Linked DNA regions of Homo sapiens: region 2 is linked to region 1. Evidence: read pairs that join two places in POLR2A ChIA-PET (ENCODE). Cell type or tissue: HepG2. All regions are shown on one strand. Links, peaks and the distances in the headings refer to the core of each region. The heading gives the core; the rest is flanking DNA.

Region 1 (2,816 bases), core at 260-2,759:
GAGTCTTGCTGACCCTGAAGCTCTTCTTCTTCTTCTTCTTTTTTTTTTTTTTTTGGCTGAAAACGTTTCAAGTTTTATAAACCCACAGATCAAAGGCACTGAACAAGCAGCCTAAGCGCATAGTGTAAACACAAACAGAACCTCACCAGGGCACTTTGTAATCCAGTTTCTGAAAACCAGTGACAAGAAGAGTATCGTTAAAAAGAGACAGAGAGGGGGATAAAAAAAAAAATTAAACAGAGGAACAAAGTCTCAGGCAAGGGGCTGCTTATCAGAAACTAGCAAGCCAGGGGACAATGGAATGATATATTTTGTTTTTTTAAACTTCACATTCTTAATCAATAGAAAGAATAGGCCACCAGCTGCTGAAAGGAATGTTCTGTGAGTACCACATGTCAAACCTCAGACTTGAGATCCTTTTGTTTTTTACTTTCTCTCTTTCTGTTCCCTTACAAGGATGGTGAATCTTCTAGGTAAACTCAGATGAAAACCTAAGCTCTCTGAGGCCACAGAAAAGTATTGTTTTCTTCCATGGAATCCAGCAAAGATTAGTAATCTAGAGAATACGTTTTTAATTGACTAAGAATGATCTTGTTCTCCTGCCCCTGTGATTCTAAGCTTATATTGTATCGGCATTGACCACATCTCCATAACTTTGGAGGCTGGCAGAGAATACCCCACTGGATCCCCTTCCTTTTTAAAAACAGATTTCTTTTGGAGGTGATCTGGGACTCCTTCACATAAACAGGAAGCATGAACAAACCTGCTGAGTCCCTGTGGGTTTTCCCCATTGGGCTAGTTGTCATTTTTCCAGCTGATTCCCAAATGTTTCTTTTCCAATTCCATGGTGAAAAGTAGGCCGGGCACGTTGGCTCACGTCTGTAATCCCAGCACTTTGGGAGGCCAAGGTGGGCGGATCACGAGGTCAGGAGATGGAGACCATCCTGGCTAACACGGTGAAACCCCGTCTCTACTAAAAATACAAAAAATTAGCCGGGCGTGGTGGCGGGCGCCTGTAGTCCCAGCTACGCGGGAGGCCGAGGCAGGAGAATGGCGTGAACCCGGGAGGCGGAGCTTGCAGTGAGCCGAGATCGCACCTCTGCACTCCAGCCTGGGCGACAGAGTGAGACTCCGTCTCAAAAAAAGAAAAAAAAGAAAAGTAAACTAAGCATTTTGATTTCTCTAGTGACACAGAAGTCTCAATGAAGTAGAACTATTCATTAGTGTAATAAAAATCCAATGGAAATGGAGGTAAATATTTCCCTGATAAATGAAAACTGCAATTGGATTCTCTTTCCACAATTAAATTTGCTAGCTTAGTATCCTGGTTTTGCAACATGGTGATTAATACATTAAACCCATTAAACCCTAAGTAACTCTTTACATCTGTTTGCATATTTTTTTTAGAAGCGCACACAGAATTAGTCTGAACCAAAGGTGTAATTTATTTGTCTGCAGTCTGAGTCACCGAGTTCCCTCAGGGTGTCTTTCAACTTGTTTTTTTTAAATCTCTATGGAGTATTTTTTTTTTTCAAAACACATGATCTGTTTAGAAACAGGCTACCCAGCACAGAACCAAACCTGTTCTACTGTTTTCTATTTTAGAATTTGCTTACATGACTTAAAAAATTTTAAGGCTCTGTATTTTACATGTTTTCACAGCTCTGAATTGAGAAAAGTAATGCAAGCTTGTCTGACCCATGGCCCACCGGCCACATGCAGCCCAGAACAGCTTTGAATGCAGTCCAACACAAACTCGTAAACTTTCTTAAAACACTACGAGATGTTTTCGCAACTTTTTTTTTTTTTTAGTTCATCAACTATCATTAGTGTTAGTGTATTTTGTGTGTGGCCCAAGATAATTCTCCTTGTTCCAGTGTGACCCAGGGAAGCCAAAAGGTTGGACATCCTTGAAGTAATGAAAGTTGATACCATGGCTGCTTTATGGCAGAAGTCAGAAATTGCCTCCCTCCATTGATGTGCTCGTTAGTATTGGAAAGGCAAATCAAGAAGTTAGGAGAGGCTGCCTTCACACAGCCTTTCAAATATATGAAGTGTTATGGAATTACAGCGTTAGATAATATTTTACCTGAAGTTCCAAAAGAGTTTTCTTCCTATTTACTTAGCATTCAGCCTTGAGTTGAAAGAGAATCAAAGATATACGCAATTATTAAAACCCAGATATAAGACCACAGTTTTTTTGCAGAGACTTCTAGAATATTCATGCAACCCTATAGTGTGCGGCCAAGAAGACACCAGAACTCAAGCTGCAGGCTCGTTAGGAACGTACCCTCTCTGAGCCTTAGTTTCCTCATGTAGAAATGGGGATAACACCTGGCAGGCCCACTTTATGAAGCTGTGTTTGGGTCCAAACGGCTTAACATCTAGAGAAGCCCTCTGCTGTGCATAAGGGTGTCCTAACAGAGGCATTGCCATGTGGTTTTTAATTACTGATCTTAAACAGTGATCTCCATAGAGAGGCCTGCACCTGGACCCATTGCAGTGCAAGAAAGTATCAGAATGACTAGAATGTTTACTCTTGACCTCTAATTTCTTTCTATGTTTGTGTTTCTATGTTTTCTATATGTGTGGACTGTGTGATTTGTGTGTGCTTGATGGTGGACTGGCTTGCTCCTTGTCAGTTCCAATTTTCTTCTGGTTAGACTTTCTAGATGGCAGAGACCATAAGGCTGAAAAATCACCCTTCCCAGACTCCCAGGCTCCTATGGCTAAGGTTTCCCGAGGTGATTTGGCTTTGCATGTTTGCCATGTTTCCAGACTCTGCCAACTGGATGCTTTAACACATGCCCTGCATG
Region 2 (2,816 bases), core at 15-2,514, 200 kb before region 1:
TTATATGCCCTTACATTCTGGCACTAATGCTCTGACACCAGCTGGGTGTTCCACAATTAGTTCAATTCTGATACTATCTTAAAGTTAGTGCAGAGCCCCCAAATTAAAGGGCACAGCCCCAATAAGACTGTACCCATTTCAGATGACAGGTACACTTTGGGGGTCCCAGGCCACTTGCACTTCTACCTGACTTGGCTACAAATTCAGGGGTTCCCACAGTCCCCAACTCAGTGTCAACAGTTCACTAGAGTGACTCACAGAAATCAGGAAAGCTCTGTGCTTATAATTACAGTTTTGTTACAAAGGATACTGATGAGGAACAGCCAAATAAAGATGCATAGGATGGGGTGGGGAGGACAGAGCACCCAAGCCCTCTCCATGGAATCCAGGTGCTTCTTCCTCCCAGCACATTACTGTGTTTGTGACCATAGCACCAGCCCAAAGTAGGCCTATTCTGTTGATAACAGGACGCCAAGTCACCTTGTAGGCATAACAGAGTGAAAACTTCAAGTCACATAGGCCAGGCATGCGCAATAGAAAAAGGTTTGACCTTTAACAACACCTGGTACAAGGATTCGTCTCTGGGGAACCAAAAGACTGGGAAATGACTGGAACCTGAATGCTGGAGCTCTTTCAAAAGGGATCTGTTGGCCCAGAAGATCTGGGACTAAAATCCTTACTGTAAATGGTTTGTTTGAAGTTCTCCCATCAGACTCTGCCAAGTCAACATTCCTAAATCCTTTCTCTTGCCCTCCCAACCCTTAGAACTTGCCCCAGATCCCAAATCAGTCAGATAGATATGAACTGCATCTCCTGTCTCCTTGCTGGCTGGTCTTGCAATAAAGCCTTTCTTTTCTCAAAAGCTAGTGCCACAGTATTGGCTTCCCATGTGTGTCAGGCAGCAAGTCCATTTATTCAATACCATCTTCACCAACCAGAAAGTTCCAATGAGCTTTGGTGTCTAGAGTTTTTATTGGTGTTTCATGATGTAAGCATGATAGATTGAATAATTGGCCACATAGTTGAATTCAATCTTGAGGCCTCCATTCCCTGGAGGTTGGGCAGCTGGAAGTGCAACCCTATAATCACATGGTTAGTCTTACTGGTGGCCAGCCCCCATACTGAGGCTATGTAGGGGCCCACTGGGCATCACCTCATTAGCATCACAAAGACATTCGTATCATTCACAAAACTCCAAGGGTTTTTGAAGCTCTGTACCAACTAAGGACAAAGGCTATATATATATATTTTTAAATTATATTACAGTTCTTACAGCACTTTTCATGGCTGAAATACATTGTTTTTGCAGTTAAATATTTAATATGTATTTATCCAATAGACTATAAGCTTCAAGAAGAAAGGGACTTTGTTGTTTTTGCTCCACTGTAACCTTAGCATGTAGCTCAATTCTTGGCAAGTAGTATTTGCTTTGATTGATAGATCTGATTAGAATATTCGAATAATGGGTGTAAGAGTTAAAGAAAGAGAAAAGAAACAGGAAAAGCGGCTCAACAGTCAAAGACAGGTTTATTTTGGAGAATAAACCTGAGAGGGGCATCTGGCTGATTTTGGTCAGGAGCACTCTCTTACAGAGTAGGAGTATTTATTGGTTTTAGGGTGAAAGAGCTTATCACAGGCTTGGAATATTTCTGTGTGGAGAAGTTTATTGTGGGGTTGGAATGTCTCTGGTCGGAGGCGAGGTTATCTTGGGGCTGACGTCTCTCCGGCAGGGGGGAGATTATCTCAGGGCTGGCATGTCTCTGGTCAGGGAGGGGTTTAATCTTAGGGTTGGAATGTTTCTGGTCAGAGGTGTCATTTGTGGTTTATGGTCATGCTGACCTTAGCCATTAGGCTGATGCATTTTGGATTTAGGTGGTTTTTGATCAAGGGTAACTTTAAAATGGTGGTGCTTGTCTAAGATGGCGATGCTCCTGCTCTGTCAGTGGGGAAAATTAAAGACTAGAAAGTTATATTGGGACAGTGTAGAAGGCCTTACATGCTCTATGGCCTTAAATGTTTCCAGCATGTCTCTCACATCATCTCAGTAACTGCTGGGAAGGCACCGCTGGGAAGGTTTGTAGAATCACCTAGGCCTGCCCTGGCTCCATGGAAGCCTCTCTGCAGCATGAGTCTTATGAAGTCTGGGAAAAGGGCATGAGTGGAATGGATGACTCAACATTCAACTGCAGTAGGGGGGTGTGAACTCATTGCTAAATTAAGGGAAAAGGGCCAAAAATACAAAATGTGGTAAGATTTGTCTCTCATGTTTAGCAGTCTGAGAAGGGCTTAAAATATTTTTTTGTTAGAGTGCTGGTGCCTAGTAGACAGGGGGGTAGGAAGACAAGCCCTAGTCCCTACTGAGCATCACTAGACCAGAGAAGGGAAAGAGGAGAGGCTCCGAGGGGAGGAATTCAGGCTCTCTAAAAGAAATTAACACCTGAAAGGCTCAGTTCATATTTCCATCATCCCCTGCTCATGGCCAAGTCAAAGAAAAAACTGATGTCTAGTCATGAAAACAGCAAAGCGTGAAGTGGGAGGATGATGGTGTCCTGTGTGGCAATGGGAGACAGGACAAATTCAGAGCACTCAGTACTTCCCCTCTCTTTCTAGAGCAGAATGTAGGGGTTCTAAGTGTTCAGATACAGGTCTTGATTCTTTATTTTATCTGCTTCTGTGGCCCTGGCTTTGTTGTCTAGAAATAATCAAAGATCATAGGATATTTCATTTGGAAGAAACTTCAAGGCTGTTATTTGTAACTTCACTGAATTGCAAGTTCCCCTCAGGTCCAATCTCTGCATGAAGTGTAATTCAAAGGA

The links. ChIA-PET counts read pairs that join two places held together with the same protein. Peaks named below come from ENCODE experiments on the same cell type or tissue, not always from the same donor. Only the 100,000 strongest peaks of a DNase experiment are listed, where the experiment ranks them.
Region 2: POLR2A ChIA-PET joins it to region 1 with 5 read pairs; 3 of 35 experiments call an interaction of 5 or more read pairs at or near these places.

The regions. Positions count from the first base shown.
Region 1 is chr6:3,499,473-3,502,288 of GRCh38, reverse strand. No RefSeq gene overlaps it. Among named protein-coding and RNA genes, the nearest start is that of SLC22A23, 44 kb to the right of the region's middle. In HepG2, for the core only: no CTCF peak of the experiment used is centred there; a DNase peak (open chromatin) is centred at 1,448.
Region 2 is chr6:3,697,148-3,699,963 of GRCh38, reverse strand. All of the region lies in intron 1 of LOC100507336 (a long non-coding RNA gene), which reads left to right. Among named protein-coding and RNA genes, the nearest start is that of PXDC1, 53 kb to the left of the region's middle. In HepG2, for the core only: no CTCF peak of the experiment used is centred there; no DNase peak of the experiment used is centred there.